Regions from separate parts of the Homo sapiens genome. Here region 1 is linked to region 2. The links are chromatin loops, found by intact Hi-C in ENCODE. Cell type or tissue: IMR-90. All regions are shown on one strand. Each heading gives the region's core, and the rest is flanking DNA. Links, peaks and the distances in the headings are about the cores only.

The links. A loop is a pair of places that touch in the nucleus more often than their neighbours do. Peaks named below come from ENCODE experiments on the same cell type or tissue, not always from the same donor. Only the 100,000 strongest peaks of a DNase experiment are listed, where the experiment ranks them.
Region 1: a loop joins it to region 2, with 5 times the contacts of the local background. A loop is called at or near these places in 3 of 110 quality-filtered maps.

The regions. Positions count from the first base shown.
Region 1 is chr12:19,649,686-19,659,741 of GRCh38, forward strand. It overlaps LOC101928387 (a long non-coding RNA gene), which reads left to right. Exons shown (of 7, transcript XR_007063236.1): 4 at 711-793; 5 at 1,690-2,338. Among named protein-coding and RNA genes, the nearest start is that of AEBP2, 220 kb to the left of the region's middle. In IMR-90, for the core only: a CTCF peak has its summit at 5,360; a DNase peak (open chromatin) is centred at 5,116; H3K27ac peaks cover 4,758 bases.
Region 2 is chr12:19,734,003-19,744,058 of GRCh38, forward strand. No RefSeq gene overlaps it. Among named protein-coding and RNA genes, the nearest start is that of LINC02398, 280 kb to the right of the region's middle. In IMR-90, for the core only: a CTCF peak has its summit at 5,395 (motif pointing right); a DNase peak (open chromatin) is centred at 5,419; H3K27ac peaks cover 1,118 bases.

The DNA of each region.
Region 1 (10,056 bases), core at 1,311-9,310, 84 kb before region 2:
TACCCTTGACAGCATACAACTTGCGCACCATGCATGGTGACCCTAGGCCCACACATTGTATAGAAGAAACACATGATTTGCCTAGATGAACTTTGGAAATGAAGGCTGATTCCAAAACAGAAGCAAACTCTTCTTTATCCAGCTTTCATCAGTTAGGAGGATTGCCTTACTCTCAGAGTAGTCTTCTTGAAGCTCTCTCTTGCCCTCATGAGGTAAGGGTCAGGTTTTCCCTAAACTCCTTTGCGATGTTGAAGCACTGGGATTCAGAGAGGGGCAACAGCTGTTCCCAAATAAATTATTTTCACAAATTCTTACCAATATTTATCAATATGCCCTTTTATAACCTTGATGTACACGAAGGATTTTAAGAGCTATTGTTAAGGAGTTTTTGGCTAACTCCTTTGCAACTTCTGCATATGGTCTCGTACTTTATCATCTATTTTTTTCCTTGCTGTTTCAGTTGTAACTTCTGTTTTAACTTATTACAAACAAAATAGAAAATGCAAATCTTTCTCCAAAGATGATAAACATCTCTCCGCTTACTCCAATGAGAATATTTTAGTATGGATAGAATTAATCTTCACTAGAAAACTAAAATTTACCGAAGCATATATCTTTTATGGGTTTGGTATAAGAGCAGCAGGGAAAATTTCTTTCAGAACAATTTATTGTGGAGAGTATCATGAGAGTCTCATCTTTGTCCTTTCTAGAAGACACTAAGGATCATGTGAAAGAGCTCCCTGAGGACAGATTAAGAGGAGATGAGTTAAAGCTGCAAATACCAAGATTTAAGGTTAAGTATGAAGAATTTCCTGATAGAGAAAATTCTTTAGCACTGGAATTAAATATCAAAAGACTCTTTCCCCAACATTGACCTCCAAGCAAACTTTGTTGGGTTGTTCAAACCACTTTGTTTCCTGTAAGTGTTCATTGATTTCTGTGAGTGGATGATGGTTGATTACACACTTCATCCGTGATTAAACTGGGAAACGTCTGTTAAAAAGATTCAGTATAGTTTCTCTTTCCATGAATATATGGAATTATATAGTGATTTTAACCTATATTGACCAAGATAACTTTGTGATCCAAATGGTCAGGTGTCATATTTAAAAAATATATGCATATAGTTTAAAGCAATTAAATATCCTTACTCGATTTCTTATGCCGATATGTAAGAGTAGCAGCTGGTCATGAGGGTCCATCTTCTATGGCTCTTTCACATGTCTGTGTGTTTTGTGAAGCAAAGCATTGACTTCTCCTTGTTATAAACTATCTTTTGAAGGGTGCTTGTATAGTATAGTTAACAGCCTTGGACAACAGACATTGTATCTCCCTCTAGAAAAGGGGTGTCTAATCTTTTGGCTTCCCTGGGCCACATTGGAAGAATAATTATCTTCGGCCACAAATAAAACATACTCACTATAGCTGATGAGCTAAAAAAATCTCAAAAAACCCTCATAATGTTTTAAGAAAGTTTACCAATTTGTGTTGGGCTACATTCAAAGCCATTCTAGTCCACATGTGACCCGTGGGCTGCAGGTTGGACAAGCTTGCTCTAGAACAAAGGGCAGATTTTCTTATTATTTTGTGTAGTAGGCAGTATAATGGCTCCCCAAATATGTCCATAGCTTAATCCCAGAAACCTGTGAATACGTTACCTTGCATAACAAATGAAAATTTATGTTACAGATGAAATTAAGAATGCTGATCAGCTAAAGGACCTTCACATACAAAGGTTATCCTGGATTATTCAGGTGGGCTCAACGTAATCACAAGGATCCTTTAAAGTGGAAGAATGAGGTCAGAGTGATGTGATGTGAAAAGCACTCAATTTGCCTTTGCTAGTTTTGAAGATGGAAGAATGGGGCCATGGTCCAAGGCATGCTGGTGACCTCTAGAAGCTGAAAAAGTTAAGAAAATGGAAAAGAAACTTCAGCGCAGTGAGGCCCAATTTGGACTTCTGACTCCAGAACTGCAAGATAATACATTTGTATCCATTAAGCCACTAAGTTTGTGCTAATTTGCTATGGCAGCAACAGGAGACTAATACACCTTGGCAGGTAGAGGTAGTCCTCCTCTGGGGCAAACATATAAGCATGCTTACTATACAATATAATAAGGATGATGTCTCTTTCCAGGACATAGGCAGGCATGCTTATTTCCTGTTATAAAATATTCAGGTTTTCTAAGTTCAGTTTTTTGTTTTTTTGTTTTTTTTTTGCTGGAACACAATTGACTGTGGATGCTGGTATTATCTAGCCCTATTTGCATCACCTTGCGGGTACTGGGGTTTGGAGGAATTGGCTCAGATGCTGATACCGTGGCTACTACTATTGTGGTGAGTAATAGCCTCTCATTTGCCTGTAATCCAGGAGTCTCACGTCTTCTCCCAGCATCCATAAACTCTAGCAGGGTAACTTGTTAGTTTGCAAGTAGGCCCTTCACGGTGTGCTCGTTTTAACGCACTTCTGCAAAATTTATTTTAAAATCTGCTAGACCAGGGCTAAGCAATTCTGTAATTATTACCTTCAAGATAGTGTTTGCTCTCTTTCCATACTTTAGAGATGAAGTGTTACGATGTCTCTCTCTAACTTAACAAAGATCAGAGATCAGCTTACAATAAAATTAGAAATAAAAAACAAAACAAGTTGTTTACCATAGTTTGAAAAGCATGTCTCTATTGACAATTTACGACTAGGGCAGGTACTAAGAAGTTCCCTGTCTTTTTTCTCATCTACAGAATTTTTTTACTGCCACATTTCTCCATTTATCTTTCTTTCTCCACGACGTGCTATTTGAAGAGAAAATCCTTGGGAATTAGTCTCTCATTCTTTTCTCATGAGAAGCACTCCCCTCTCTGAATTTTTGGTGAATTAGATTTCTCTCTTAGCTATACCATGAAGGGCCCTGGCTTTTACAGCTACTTTCTTGTTTCTAGCTTGAACTCTGTGGCAAAATTTAAGTCAGTGTGTCAGAAGTCATTTAGACCAAGGATTTTGTTTTACAGATGTGAAAACCAAGGCCTCTGATGACAAGAAGAGCTATTGCCTTATTTAAGTTTCTCCTGACCTAACTACCTAGTGTTTTGGAGGAAATTGCCTTAGCCACTGTCAGCCCCCATCTTTCTGACACAAGGCCTGGCTCAGTTGCTAGTTTGGCCTAACATGATTGCTTCCCCTCAACAGCTCTAGAAATACAATTGTGAAATTGAAATTACTGTATTTGCAGGCTGACTCTGGCCAGAGAAACTGACCTGTGGATGAGTTGAAAATAAGCTTATAACCATGCTCGTTTTATAGTTAATTAACTTAGGGCACAGGTATTGAGAACCCAACATGTGCCAGGGCCTCTTGGGTACTGGAAAAATGCCTGGAGTGAGGCTGGGAGGGAAGCTTCCTAAAAGGTTGAGGAGGACTTTATTTGGGAAGAAACTGAGGGCAGGGTTCTGGGGCCTGGACTGTGTGAGAGTTTGAGGACTCTAAGGAAAGGAGAATGTTATGGAGTTCATCTTTGATTTTTTTTTTTTTAACCAGTAACTTATCATTTTTTTCCACAGTCAGAAACGTGACTGAAACATTTCTTCCTCTTAAGAGGCATTAAGAGAAAAGGATAGATTTCCTGTTTCTTTTGCAATTTTCCTCTTTAAGAAACAGAAAGAAAAAAAGATCTTATGTCCATGCTCCTGGAAGTCACCAATAAATAATACGGGCCAGGGCTTTTTCTTTTCAGCAGTGGGCTGATTAAATCCTTATACTTGTTCTGGGTTATATGTCTGAAATTTGTGTTCCTTTTGTTCTGAGGAGTACAAAATAATCAATTCCTCTAATGGAGATTACCAGCTTGATTAATAGATAATCCTAATGTGTTCTTTGTAAAATACATTATAAATGATCTTTAAAGTTGAAGGAAAGAAGATTGGGCCATGTAGAAATTTGGTTCTCAACAGAACCTCTTCTTGATTGAAGAAATATAAGCAAAGAGTTTTATATATTTCGGTAAGGGTAGGTAGTCTATGCATTTTCTGTTCTGAGTATTACAAAAGGAAAAGGGAATAAAAGCTTCTGCATATAGCAGAGATAAACTCCAAAAGCAGGAGACCAGTGAAGCCCTGGATCACTGCACTCCTCCAGCCTTCAAGGAGCATGAAGAGGGTCCACATAACAACAGAAGATGCTTCAGAACAAATTATGAGTCCATAAGAGATAAATTAGTGTCTTTATTCATTGCAAAGGAATGGTTATTATAAAAAAATCCCTGATGCTGTCTCTCAGACTGAACTTACGTATAGGCAGGAGAACACATGTAATTTATTGACTGATAAAACTGTAGGTAAGAATACATATGACTTCTATAACTTGTATGAAAAATGAAACTACACTTAAATGTAGGAGCAGTTTATATTGTTTGATATTTAACTGGTTGAGTGGTTAACATATAATATTTAAAAAAATCTTCTTTTAGTAGGCAGTTTAATGCTTATGGTCTAATTTTTATTTGAAGACATTTTGCTGCAGCAGAAACATAGCTGTGATTCATATACCTACTCTTGATATTAGCCTGGCCGTTTGTCCTGTGACGCTTAAGCTAGTTACCACCATTTATCTGGTAACTGTTTCCAGAATTGAAGAGATGATGCCTGGAAGGAGATAAACTTCAGGAGTTCACCTTTAAGCCTAAAAAGTACCAGCAAAATGCAATGACAGGATAAAAAGTTTGTCATAAATATTTTCACAAGATGGAAGACAAGAAAGCAAAGAGCAGCATAGAAAGAATGAAGGAATAAATAAAAATAAGTGAAAATGCTGCATTTTCTCTCATGGGATAGATTTTTCAACAACTCCTGAACTATGACCTCTCAAGTTCTTTTGCAGTTCTGTTCTAAGAAGTAATGAAATACATTTAATATTCCTGTCTTTTCACAACATTAATTCATTCCTACTTTAGCCTTAAGAATTTTAGTAGAATCTATTGTTTATTCATGCGTATAAATATTGTGGAAAAATATCTTTAGATGAGTTAGTATATATGAGACACTTAGGCCAGGATTTGGCACATGTCTGTACTTCATAAGTGTTTGTTATTGTTATTTTTAACAAGAGTAAAAAAAGATCTTATGACGCATCTAATATCATTTAAGCTGTTTATGGTTACTCCTTGGAATGCCTTCTGGTCAAAAGTTTCTGCAGCCCAGCACGACATTAATTTGAATGCATTGAGCCGGTTTCCCAGAGGGCTGGATGACATTTTTGACTTTTTAGGATTTTTGAGACTTTTTCTAATGACTAAGGTCAAAATCTCCCTTTCCTTGTCTCTTGAGTTTTAGGGGGCAACCAGAGATGTTTTGAAGGAAACCAACCATTAGATGTCACTTTCTTCTCACTGCTTTTGGTTTTAGGACCTATGACCTGGGTTTAAGCCTTTTGATTTTCTTCTTTTTTTTGAATGTCTATAAATAGTCTCTATGTCAAAGCTAAACGGGAAATTTAATTTTAGATTAGTAGATAAGAGACAATACTCAACTCCTTGGAATGATGAAATTTTGGACCTGTTTTAAATTGGCCTGACTCAATGTCCCTAGTTGACTAAATTTGGAAATGTAGTATTTGTGCTTTTCTTTCTCACTGAAGTTAGTGTGGCACTGTTTCTACACCAGACACTTAGGCCTGAGTGTATGAGTGTATCCTTATTCAGGTCAAAGCTAATGAGTTTTTTTTTTTTTTTCCTTAGCAATCACTGAATGAAAAACATATTCTTCAGATATCTGTTTAGAATTGCTTTTCCAGAAAACCTTTGTGATCTTTCTCCCCCAACAGAAGGGCTCAGAAACACATAACAGTTTGAAAAAGAGAAAAAATACTGCTGCTATGGTCTGAACATTTATGTCTGCTCCAAAATTCATGTTGAGACTTAATCCCCATTGTGGTGGTAGTAGGAGGGGTGCCTTTAGCAGGTGGTTAGGCCATGGGGGCTCTGCCCTTGTGAATGGATTAGTGTCTTGTAAAAGGACTAGAGGGAACTGGCTTAAGGTCTCCTTACTCCTCCTCCTTCTGCCATGTGAGGATGCCACTGCAAGAACATGCCACTGATGGAGCAGTCCTCACCAGACGCCAAACCTACCAGTGCCTTGACCTTGGACTTCTCAGCCTCTAGAGCTGAGAGAAATACATTTATATTCTTTATCAATTGCCCAGTGTCAGGAACTTTATTATAGCAGCACAAATGGATGAAGATAACTGCCAATCATGATTTTAGGAAAGAACCTGACTCAAGAACATCTTCTTGGCCGGGCCCGGTGGCTCACGCCTGTAATCCCAGCACCTTGGGAGGCTGAGGTGGGCAGATTACGAGGTCAGGAGATCGAGACCATCCTGGCTAACATGGTGAAACCCCGTCTCTACTAAAAATACAAAAAATTTAGCCGGGCATGGTAGCGGGTGCCTGTAGTCCCAGCTACTTGGGAGGCTGAGGCAGGAGAATGGCGTGAACTTGGGAGGTGGAGCTTGCAGTGAGCTAAGATTGTGCCACTGCACTCCAGCCTGGGTGAGAGCGAGACTCCGTCTCAAAAAAAAAAAAAAAAAAAGAATATCTTCTTTCCAGTCTTATACCTTCTGCTTCCCCTCATCATTTCTATCCTGTAGAAGCCTGACACTGAGCAGTGGCCAGAAGGAGGTTTTGAGCTCTTTGAGACTTGTTTCCTTGGTGGCCATAGGCTTTGCTCTATTGAAGACCTTTAACTAGTAAAGGTTATTCGTATCTTTGGGTCTGAGAATGTGTCCAAAACCTATGAAGCACTCATCCTATATGACAGGATTAAAATGCCCACGGATGTCCAAAACCAAAAAACAAACAAGTAGCTTTTTACATTTTATTTAACCGACATTTCATCTTGCTTTTGCTCCTACTGATATGAAATGAACACCCCACAACCCTTAAAATGCTGTATTAGTTTGCTATGGCTGCCGTAATGAAATGCCAGGGACTGGATGGCTGAAACAACAGAAATTAATTTTTTTATGGTTTTAGAGGCTGGAAGTCCAAGATTCGGGTGTTGGCAGTGCTCGTTTCTCATGAAGCCTCTCTCCTCGGCTTGCAAATGGCTGCCTTCTCTCTGTGTTCTCACATGGTCTTTCCTCTGTGTGTGGGCATCTAGTGTTTCCTTGTATGTCCAAATTTCCTTTGCTTATAATACCAGTCAGATTGGATTACTGTCTACCCTTAGGGCCTCGTTTTAACTTCATCACCTCTTTAAAGGCCCTATCTCTAAATACAGTTAAGTTCTGGGGTATGGAGGGTTAGGGCTTCAACACACAAATTTGTGTGTGTGAGGGCACAATTCAGCATATGCCCCTGGTCAATAAAAAGCAACCCAGTTTCTTCTGTTTCAAATCAATTGCTTTCTGCTAAATACTCATTAAAAGTTTAAGCTTTTCTTATCTCTCAAGGGGTCTCTCCTCATTCCTCCTTCCCAAGTTGGTGCCTGGGTTCATGCAGAAGCTTAGTATCTTGAAGAGAGTGGAAGAGGCCTTTACCCTCTGGGACTTTGCTGGACTCTACCAGCTGGACCCTTATCCCACTGTGGTGACCAGGCCTTCTGTGCTGGTGTTCCTCATAGTGGGCTGGTTGGATCCTATTCTTGGTCATTCTCTTGACTGTCACTGCTAGTGGCTGTGAGATTTGCCATTGCCTCGGGAGGTAAGGTCTCTGTAGACTCTCATTTTTTTTCTCCAGATCACAGGTATCTTCCAATCATTGCGAAAGACTGTAAATTGAAAGAAAAGATTACTGCGAGTCTTTAATGAAAAACAAAGCATAGTCTAGTGTATCCTTCTAGTTATCTGGTTCCTTTCATTGTGTTTGAGCTATTTTACAGTTCTGTAAATTGTAGGAAACTAAAAGTGATGTATATGATTCTTGTCTGCAGCAATGCAAATGACTTGTATCTAGTGGAATGCAATAATTTATTGCCCTGCAGACAGCTCCATTTTGCATCTATTTGTAAATTTGTTGCAGCATTTATATATATATTCTTTGAATTCTCTTTAGAGCCAGATGTAACATCTTACCAATTCCCTCATTAATTAATGAGTTAAAAACAGTCTTTGAATTGTGTTCAGTTTGTATTTGTATGGGAGTCATTATACTTCCCTGAAAAAATGAAATTATCTTTTAAAAAGTCTATTGTTCTTAGAATTTCCATGTTACCCATGTGAGCATATGCAAATTTCAGGATCTACTGCATGCTATTCTCAAGTAATGGACTACTAGAAATGCTAGCTCTAGCTCATCTAGCTAGCCAGGCATGGAGATTTGGGGAATTTTTTTTTTTGGCAGGAGTGTGGTAGTGGTGGTGGTGGCGTTTCTGTCAGGTTGTGGCCCAGGAAGGTGGTATGTAGGCCCTGATTTCTTTCTTGGAATCTCAGGCATTATATTACGCTAGCTTTACCTTTTCAATTTTTAATATTTAATATTTTTTGGGATGGATTCTTTCTCTGTCACCCAGACTGGAGTGCAGTGGCACGATCTCGGCTCCCTGCAACCTCTGCCTCCTGGATTCAAGCGATTCTCCTGCTTCAGCCTCCCAAGTAGCTGGGATTACAGGTGCACATCACTATGCCTGGCTAATTTTTGTATTTTTAGTAGAGACAGGGTTTCACTATGTTGGCCAGGCTGGTCTCGAACTCCCAACCTCAAGTGATCCTCCAGTCTCAGCCTCCCAAAATGCTGGGATTACAGGCCTGAGCCACTGTGCCCGGCCTAGCTTTACCTTTTCAATTCTTTCTACTTCTTGCCTTGCTACTTGAGCTTTTACTTCCTTTCCTATGTACAGGAAGCTGCTTTGATGTCATAACCTGCATTCTTTCTATTTTAGTCTCATAAATTCTATATTCTGAACTTAATAAAAGATTTTAGGATTAAAACAATTTATTTCTCTGAAAGTAAAACCTGTTGATTCACTTGTATTAAAATATAACCTAAAACTTAAAATTGACTACTTTTTTTTTTTTTTTTAGAGACAGTGTCTTGCTCTGTTGCCCAGGCTGAAGTGCAGTGGTGCAATCTCTACTCACTGCAACCTCCGTCTCCCAGGTTCAAGCAATCCTCCTGCCTCAGCCTCCTGAGTAGCTGGGACTACAGGCACATGCTGCCGCGCCTGGCTAATTTCTTTTGTATTTTATTAGAGATGGGGTTTCACCATGTTGCCCGGTCTGGTCTCGAACTCCTGAGCTCAGGCAATGCACCTGCCTCGGCCTCCCAAAGTACTAGGATTATAGGCGTGAGCCACCATGCCTGGCCAAAACTGACTTCTTTTAAGTAATTAATACCATTGATTCAATGTAAGGGAGACCCCTGGGAAAACTGGGAACTAGAAATTAGTGTAAGAAAATATATTGACTTTATATTTAAAAATATTATCTACTTTTTATGATTGTGATTTTTCATCTGCGCTGAGTATTTGTTGATATATAACGCAGTGTATTCTTTGCTGTGAAAGAAAATGCTCCTATAGCAACATGCTAAGTTAATGATGTATCTCATGTGCACTTCATATTTCTGGGGAAAATTCTCTGTTAACACTTTAAATGTACTTTTATTCACAGCAAAGGTCAGTCCAGTGCCCTCACTCCCTATTAGTTTCCCTACTACTTAAAAAAAAAAAAAAAGTAAGCTTCCAGCTTTTTCTCTAATCACATTTACCCTGAGTCATCTGTTATATATCCCTTTATTTTGTAAGTTGAGCCCCTTTTTAATTTAAAATATGGTTTGATTTCTCATATAGAAGCAATGTTTGCATTTTATTGGAACACTCCTTGAAACAGTCTAAAGAATGGCTCTTTCTTGTTTTTATATAGAGCATCTGGTGAACTTTACATCATACATCCCAGCTTTGGCTGAGTTTAATATTTTGTCTTTTAATTTATCCAAAACTTACATTTTCTGGCTTCGAATCATCCCTTTCTTAAATTTATTTACTTAATATTTTCTTACATCAACAGCCAACATTTTTAGGGGGGTGGGTTGGAAGGGTATTTTCCAGAGAGAATCAAAGAAAGTTTT
Region 2 (10,056 bases), core at 1,098-9,097:
CGTGAACCGCGAATGTTGCTGTCTGATCATTCCTCTGGAAGTTTTGTCTCAGAGGAGTACCCGGCCGTGTGAAGTGTCAGTCTGCCCCTACTGGGGGGTGCCTCCCAGTTAGGCTGCTCAGGGGTCAGGGGTCAGGGGTCAGGGGCCCACTTGAGGAGGCAGTCTGCCCGTTCTCAGATCTCCAGCTGCATGCTGGGAGAACCACTGCTCTCTTCAAAGCTGTCAGACGGGGACATTTAAGTCTGCGGAGGTTACTGCTGTCTTTTTGTTTGTCTGTGCCCTGCCCCCAGAGATGGAGCCTACAGAGGCAGGCAGGCCTCCTTGAGCTGTGGTGGGCTGCACCCAGTTCGAGCTTCCTGGCTGCTTTGTTTACCTAAGCAAGCCTGGGCAATGGTGGGCGCCCCTCCCCCAGCCTCGCCGCTGCCTTGCAGTTTGATCTCAGACTGCTGTGCTAGCAATCAGTGAGAATCCGTGAGCGTAGGACCCTCCAAGCCAGGTGCAGGATATAATCTCCTGGTGTGCCATTTTTTAAGCCCATTGGAAAAGCGCAGTATTAGGGTGGGAGTGACCCGATTTTCCAGGTGCCGTCTGTCACCCCTTTCTTTGACTAGGAAAGGGAACTCCCTGACCCCTTGCACTTCCTGAGTGAGGCAATGCCTCGCCCTGCTTTTGCTCGCGCATGGTGAGCTGCACCTACTGACCTGCTCCCACTGTCTGGCACTCCCTAGTGAGATGAACCCGGTACCTCAGATGGAAATGCAGAAATCACCCGTCTTCTGCGTCGCTCACGCTGGGAGCTGTAGACCAGAGCTGTTCCTATTTGGCCATGTTGGCTCCTCCCCTCCGAGACCTCATTTCTACAAAAAAAAAATTTCAAAAGTTAGCTGGGCATGGTGGCACGTGACTTTGGTCTCAGCTACTTGGGAGGCTGAGGTGGGAGGATTTTCTCAGCCTGAGGGGTGATCATGCTACTACACTCCAGCCTGGGCAACAGAGTGAGACCTTATCTGAAAAAAATTAACCTGAGTGTGAACAGGGATGTCTGGGGTATGCTCATAACTTTTCTGAGACAGGTATCATAGGTATCAGCAAGGTTCTTCCTAAACATACTAAAAGGGTATCATAGTGGGAGAATATAGATGAGAGAATGACTTGTCCATGGATTGGAAGCAAGGCCAAGTGAGTGTTCACTGCATTGTATACTAGCATTTAGTCAAAGGAAAGTTTGGCATATCTAGACTGGTTAAGAGAAAGACCCATTCCCTGGTTTTGTTTTGACTTTGTGTGATGGATGAAATGGTTGTTGTATGTATGGGTAGGAAAAGTTGACATGATCAACTTAATCCTTCTAGGGAATTTTTATGCTATTTATAAGAATGCAGATGGACACTTTATATAAGGTCTTTTTCAAATTTAAAGCAAATGGGTTTTGATGTGAATCAAAGCATGTTATAAATGCCAGTGTGTAGCACACAAAAATACACGTGGATAACCCGTTGTAATTCCTTTGGGAAATAATGGAAGTGCTTGTTTTAATCTAAGATATTCAGATATTAAAACATTCCCTTTGAGTAAAAGGGAACATTCTGCTTCTAACTAAGCCTTTGTTACAACCAAAATGATTCTTTCAGAATAGAGCAGTATTAGATAATTATGATTTTATTAAAAATACTTGTTACCCGAATACATGTTACAAGGACCCATCTATTGCCATGTATTACAGTGATCTCACACAAAATTGTATTTATACTTAATTTCATGTGGTGGAATATGATTTATTATAGGGTCGATGCCTAAAAGATGCCAAAAGAAATTGACTTTTTTTTTTTTTTTTTTTTTTTTTTTTTAAGACAGTGTCTTGCTTTGTTGCCCAGGCTGGAGTGCAGTGGTGTGATCAATCTCAACCTCCTGGGCTCAACCCATCCTCCCACCAAATAGCTGGGACCACAGGTGCATGCCACCCAGCTAATTTTGTATGTTTCTGTAGAAACGGGATTTTGCCATGTTGCCTAGGCTGGTCTCCAACTCCTTGGGGCCAAGCAATCCTCCCACCTCGGCCTCCCACAATGCTAGGATTACAGGTGTGAGCCACCATGCCCAGCTGAAACCGACCAATTTTTAAGACCACTGTTGAAGTGATAGCTCAATATATTTCATGAAGTCTTTTTTATATAAGGATGCAAATAGTGAATTCTTGTTTGACTATAGTTCTTGGAAAAAAATATGTATGTAACTCAATATGTTTTCTGTAGATAGAAAATGGAAATTGTTACTCCATTTTTGGCTCCATGTCCAGGAAATTAAGAGCCAGATGAATTGCCCAAGTACTAATCCCTGTTTAACTGAGGTGCCTGAAAGTACTGTAGCCTTTGGTCTTCTCAAAACATAAGTTCTACTTTATTCTCAAATGTCTCATCTTGCATTGTGTTTATTTTAAGTAAAACTATTTTTCTGGTAAAAAGAATGTGTATTCACAACAGAAAATTTAGAAAATATAGAAAAGCATATGATGAAAAAATCAGTAATTTCTATTCCAAAGAAAACTATTATTATTATATTTTCTTCAGTGTCTTTTTCTATGTTAGTTACCGTATACTTACTAAATATGCGTATTCACAAATATTGACTTGATTGAACTTATCACCTACCTTTTCTTTTCACTGAACAGTATATCAAAGGCATTTTCTCAACCCATAAACTATTGTTCTGTTAATAAAACATAATTTTTCTTGGCTTCATGAAATTCCATTATATTGAGAGACAAAAATTTATTTTCATTTTATCAATTCAGTGTAAGTAGATGTTTATGTTTTTTGTCTGTAACTAAGATAAACAACCTTATGAATAATTCTGTGTTCATCCTAGAAATGTGATTGCTGAGTGAAATGGTATGAATATTTGTATATCTTTAAGAATATATATCTATATCTATGTCTAGTTCTATTTCCACATCTCTATCTAAATGTTGGATCACTCTATTTTCCTACCAGCTGCTTATGTGAGTAGTCTGTTCCCTCATGCTCTCAATAATTAAATTATCAACAATGCTAGACTGGTGAATTATCTATAGTACTTCATTGTTGTTTAAATTTTTCTTTGACTACTAATTTATTGGCCATATATATTTTTATTTTTACCATTTACAGGTGAGTCATCCTGTTCTCTTTCACATTGTTTCAATCTGGAACAATATGAAGAGTGACATGTTTTATATGAACTAATTTCCTCCAAGTTATCTATTGTCATTGACTTGTAAACTCACTGGTTTCCTGCATTCTTGTGGATGTGATTTTGGAGCCCTATTATTAGGACTTTTGCAGTATTGGTGGAGTCACACAAAATGACCTAAAGATACTCTCAGAGATCAGAAGGAGCATGTGAGTTTCAGGCAACTGCATTCACACTTCCTGGGACACATAAATGGAAAAGGTACAAAGATACAGCACCAATACTAACTGAAACGGCCCTTTTATCATGAAACAGCTTTAATTCAATATACAGGCCATGAGTGATATATAGGGTGGCTTACTCATTAGTCATTCACATTCATACACAGAGGAAATAACAGAATTGATACCAACTTTGAACGAAAGAATAGTAAAGCATATGTTATTTTCCATATAGATCTTGTCTTCGCCTATGCCTAAATTCACAGTATACTAGTTACTTGCTTTAATATTATTATTATTTTTTGAGACAGAGTTTCACTCTTTTGCCCAGGGTGGAGTGCAGTGGTGCGATCTCGGCTCACTGTATCCTCTGCCTCCCGGGTTTAAGCAATTCTCTGCCTCAGCCTCCCGAGTAGCTGGGATTATAGGTGCCCACCACCACAACTGGCTAATTTTTGTTTGTATTTTTAGTAGAGACAGGTTTCACCATCTTGGCCAGGCTGATCTTGAACTCCCGACCTCATGATCCACCCACCTCGGCCTCCCAAAGTGTTGGGATTACAGGCGTGAGCCACTACACTTTAATATTTTAATAACTGTCTTTTCCATACAACTTCACAGCATATCATTGTGAGAAAATAAAACATCCTTAAAACCAAGAATAAATGAATTGTTAGGAGACTATTTTTATAAATAAGACAGAAAATTAATAGGAATGCCAAGGATCCTTAAAAGCTATGCTTGTCTGTCTCTTGGGTTCTTGGTAATATTGAACTTTATCTCTTTAGAATAATTTTTTTTTCTAGTTAAATGCTTTTTACATAGAAAGTTTCAAGTAGTTTTTTTGAATGAAAAATATTCCAGTTGTTTCACACTCCTCCTTAGATGTCTTTTCAGCATTGCCCTATACAGTTATCCAACATTTCAGGCAATGGAGTAAATTTTCCTGAGATTACCTCAGACTTACTTGAATTAGTAATCTGATTGAATTTTATTTGTTTTATGTGAAACATTCCCTGAGCATCTCCATTGCTATAGGGGATCCTGTTGGAAGAGAATCTTCTCTGAAGGGGATTTTGCGGGTAAGAAAGGGTTAAAAAGACCGGCGCGGCGGCTCACGCCTGTAATCCCAGCACTTTGGGAGGCCGAGGCGGGCGGATCAGGAGGTCAGGAGATTGAGACCATCCTGGCTAACACGGTGAAACCCTGTCTCTACTAAAAATACAAAAAATTAGCCGGGCGTGGTGGTGGGCGCCTGTAGTCCCAGCTACTGGGGAGGCTGAGGCAGGAGAATGGCGTCAACCCGGGAGGCGGAGCTTGCAGTGAGCCGAGATCCCACCACTGCACTCCAGCCTGGGCGACAGGGCGAGGCTCCGTCTCAAAAAAAAAAAAAAAAAAAAAAAAAGAATAATAGTGCTCCTGGTAGCCCAGAAGTTAATACCACACTATCCCACAGAGGAGAGTCAGTTAGTGTTTCATTGTGGCCTTCATCTACCTATTGATGCCAGTGTGGAGGCATGAAGTTATGCTTAAATCTGATATATGATTTTCCAAGTTAACTGTGTGTTCTTTCTTTCTTAATTAAACCCCGTCTATAGAGTTACCATTCAGGTTTCTGCTATTAAACTGAGGGATCTTTTGATGATTGACACCATTTCCTGCTGTACAAACACTCCAAATATTCTAGTTTTCTCAGAAGCTTTTAAAGAAAGACACTATCTACTTACCTTTGGACCCAATAGATTTGTAGCTTTTCGATATGGTAAATATTGTAGGATATATTTAAATTAAGTACTTATTTAGTTTGTGGAGTAATATTTTGCTATACTCATATGCTTTGTGTATTTTGGACACTTGGAAAAATGATTATTGTATTTAAGCTCCACACATCAAGTTATTGAAAAGCTCAGGGTTTTCATCAAAGCAGAATGTAGGTAAGTTTCATAAGTATTTTACTGTATAAAGTTTTAAAGACACAATTAGACAATTTAGGCCAGCAGATGGCACTCTTACCTTTGTCCTCATTTGAAGAGATGTTTGAGGTTGTGGCAACTTCTCTCATAACTAGATCTCAGAAACTGTTGAAAATTGCATTTTCCTATTTTTATTTAAACACAGTTTTATAAAAAAGCAATAAAGTTATTTTTACGTTGATAGAGAAAAGTGGATGAATGGACAAAACCATTTCTATAGATAGTCTGTTCAATTATTTGTTAGCACGTGAAATAGTTAAGATCCATATGGATGAAAAATGCTCTTACTGCAAATGCGTTCTATATTGTATAAGTGTCTTTTCTTTCTTATTTATGAACTCAGAATCTTAATCTGATAAATCCAGCTGGATGAACAATAGAATGAGAACAATGCTCCTCTTGTCTTTTGTTTCTTGGATTTCATATAATAGCTTGAAATCATAGGATCTTAGTGCTATAAAGAGCCTTGGAGATCATTTAGTTGAACATGCAAACTTTTAGGTGAGGAAACCAAGGCCCACAGAGGTGAAATGACTTGTCCAATTTGAAGGTAGAAATACTGCTTTTAGTTAAAAGCAGAAAACAGGACTCACTGTCTTCAGAGCAAAGCTGCACAAGAACCTTATGCTTTATAATTGCATTTTGCTCCGTTATTCTCTGACGGAATGGAAGGCAAGGGAGCTTTGGCCACTTGACTTATTGGTGGAGATCGATAAATTTGTCATGTTTCTTCTGCTTTTGCTTTTTTTCATAAAACTGCACACAGCAGCTAAGAATTCAGAAATGCCCCTCAGATATATCTAAATATCCAAATCAGGCAAAAAACATATGGTAGGAATCTTTTTTCGTGGTAATTACAAATTTAAAGAGGGATACACACATTTTTAATAAAGTTTAATTTAATAAAAAAGGGGCATACCAAGACTAGGGTAATCTACATGTTGCAGATATAAAATGTCCGAACTCTGAACTAGTTAACTGAGTAGTTAGTTCATTTGCAGTGGAGATATTTGTGGAACCAGGGAACATTCATAAGCAGTACGGGATTAGTAGGATAGGGTATCCAGTTGGTGTTCAAGAATATCAGTATACAAAAAGCATCTCATTTCTTTATTGTTATGAATCAAATTAAATATGGGTTATTCCATTTTCCTGGCTAGCAGGCTAGCAGGACATCCAAACTCAAGTTTTTTTTTCTTTTTCTTTTCTTTTTTTTTTTTTAAGGAGAACTTCCCTACTTCACGCAGAATGGGAAAAGACCCAAGGGGCTTAAATAAACCAGAAAAATTGGACCAGGGCCTCCATTCTCTGCCTTTGTTGATAGTCACTGAGATGTTTGTTGTTTAAGCTTGTGTGGTCCTTTTGGAGGCATTTCTCTTTTACCATTCACCGCCTTCGTGGGGCATTGACACAGAACCTTCACGCTGTGCAGGGTTCTAGACATTCACACAGAAGCTCTGCTACTTCTTAGGTGCTGTGAAGGTGCGTGTCCTCTACTCCCAACCTACCACCACTGCTCCAGAGTCCACCATCCCCAGCTTCCAGTCTCTGGATATCTAGCTCACTTCAGGGTCTAGTGGGGCAAAACGCTCCAGGCCCTTTGGGACTCTATTGCTTAATTTGCTCCAACGGGTCTGAAGCCAAAAATGGTTCCTCTTCTCCTGGGGAATTCAGAACACAAAAGGAAGTCTGACAGAAGAAAAAAAAATAATCTCTCTCTCTCTCTTTTTTTTTTTTGGACAGTGAGTTTTCAGCAAGAAGGATAGAACAAATTTTAATTTCTCAATAATGTGGCCTATTTCATAAGGCTACACTTTATTCTAGCCATACGTTTTTATGATGAGTGACAATACAGGAGGAGGTGAAAGGAAGATCCAAATTCACAGAAGCTGCTGCTTCTAAGTGTTGATACTAACCAGGTCCCTGAGCTCTTGCTGGGTAAAAAGTAGGTTACTTTTAAGTGGAACAACTGTTCAAAGTACAAAGACTGGAGTACGTGGGGGGAATAAAGAGCAGTGGTTTTTTCCCAGAGGAGCGGGCCTCTTCTACTAAGCAGCCAAAAATGTTTATTGCTGTTTAATGTTCTATTGCCAAACTTGATTTCTTTTCTTCTCAGAAACCTTTAACTTCCTATCAAATAGAATCCACACTTACTGCCTACTTTATGCCTTAGGGATCCTTGAGAATTTCCTAGGTTAATTTATGCTAAGTGCTATTAAGGCATCATCTAGACAAGTGAATGCCCTTCCCCCGCCTAACCATCTTTTTTTAGTTGTTTTTGATGTACCTCCTAGACTAGGACCTGAGATAAATGTAAACTCCTAGAAAATATCCCAGTGAGCGAAGCTTGTCAGGTCTATAAGGCAGAAGAAAAAGATTATTTCTGACATGACTGCCCATTTCTCCACATGGTGGTGTAACAGCGAAACTTGGAGTTGTTCTTCCTCTTCTAGCTCAGCCCTGATGGGTTCATACCCGCTTGTGACAACTGATTGGGTGAATCTCTCCCCAACAGCATGTTGGCAGGATGATGGTGTGGCTTGAAATCTGCCATGGTGGAATTATTTATAAAGAGGGGCAAAGACTACAAATAATAGCTGGTTGATAAACCAGCACACTACTACTAAAAAATCACATTTGAACCAGCTTTTTGAATAATTTATTAAAACAACAACAGCAACTGTAAGGACCTAAAGGCTTTTCATTTCAACTTTATGTGAAAAGAATACCTAGAGAGAGAGTTTGGGTGATTCATAATGGGAAGGCTATTCATTCCCCCTGCTTCAGCATATATTAATTATAATTTTAAAATTCCAACATCACTTTTGTTTAATAAAAATTAATTGCCTGTGTGCCAATGATAACATATCTTTAGAGCATGCCACAACTTTGCTCCCTTAAAAGAAAAATATAAGAAAATGAGCAAGAAAGTCTTTTGAGTTAATGTTTTAAGAAGTAGGTGGAGAGATAATGAAGAATACCATTTGAAAGCTATTGCAGGTGATATTTTTAGGAAGTTATTTGTACCTTAATGCTCATTGCTTCCCCCTAAGCTTTGCCAGCGATAACTCCTGTTAAACCTAAATTACTTTGACAATTATTACAGATTTTAAGGAATGTTGTGGTAAGCCTTAGGGAAGCAACTAGATTAAATGAAATAATATATTAGTGACTACAAAATGTATTGTTGAAGAAAAAGCCCCTTTCTTCCCCCAAAATCACCATGTCCATAAACAAGAACACCCTGAGTGTTATATCAGTATCAAGTTTGACTTTATTTTTATTAGAACCATGGCAATTGGCAAAGAAATTATTTTTTGTATAGTGCTGTCATATACATATTGCAAAGCAGGATTGTAAAACAACATATATTTATATATAAGTCAAGGATTCTGTTAAGCCTTCAGGAAGCTTAGGTATCAAGTAGTAGTTTGAAAAGCAAAAAATAAAAAAGGTATGAATGGTAGGAGGCTTTCTTTAAGATAAGGAGCCCTGAATCATTGCTGATTCTGTTGTCTCTGCAGTTGCTAATGTTCACGCTTCAAGGATTGTCAGCTACACCGCTGTAGAATCACCAAACAATGCCTCCAAATCCCTCAAGAAGTCAGCCATACAGCCTTCTAACTTTAGGAGCATCTCATGTTGACTTTGTCAAATATCTCAGGATCCATCACGAACCACAGATGAACTAGGGCCCCGAGCTTCAACATCAGAGAGGGAGATGTTTCCCTGCATTTGGTTCTCAAACACACACCTCTACAGACGTGGCTGAATCCCCTCTTCCATCCCTCTAGGGAAGAGATGGCCTGATACGGAGTCTGGCTAGAGTACTGAAAATTTATCATAATGTTTATACTTCATCGTCTTCTATTCTTGTGCCTTCTAGCCTTAAAATGTAACCATGATATATACAGAAGTTATCCCTCAATTTCTTGTATCTTATTTGGAGGGAAATTTTGGATGTTTGAGGGTAAGAGGCACATGAGGGACTGGATTTGAATCTCTGCATGTCAGATATTAAAGTTCATGGAATTAGGCACACATTGCTATAGTCAGTGTAACCCTCAAATCTGATCTTACTAAACCTACACAATATTTAAAAGATGCTCCAGATTTCTGAAACACTATAAAAATAATGCTCTGAATTTTAGACATTTGATAATTTGTAAGTGAAGGTATTCGAGTTTGATTATGATATGTCCATGCATTGAAGTTTATTTATGAGGAGAGTTATTCAATAGACATTTCTTGGGGCCAAATATATGTATATGAAACCAAAAAATTTAAAACAATTAAGCTAGAAATAATAGTGCCTCACATTTATTGTCTACTTTTCCTGTGCCAGGAACTGTGATAAGGGCATTTAAGGGATTTTTCATTAAGAAAATCTAGGATCACACGTCTTATAAATTTTAGAGTCAGCCTATTAGAACAACTGGACCGAATCTAAGGGTTTAACCCCCACAATACAACTGTCACACTATACAAAATATAGTGTAAATGGGCACCGATGGAACAGCTGCAGAATGATCTGAGGAGAAAAGACTTCTTGAAAGGCACATTTGGAACTAAATTTTGACATATGATCCTATGGCTCCATGCTATAGATTATATTAACAACCTAAAAGTACATAGATTTACAAATTTGAAAATCAGTTAAAATTTTGGAAGGAATAGATACCACATGTACTGAC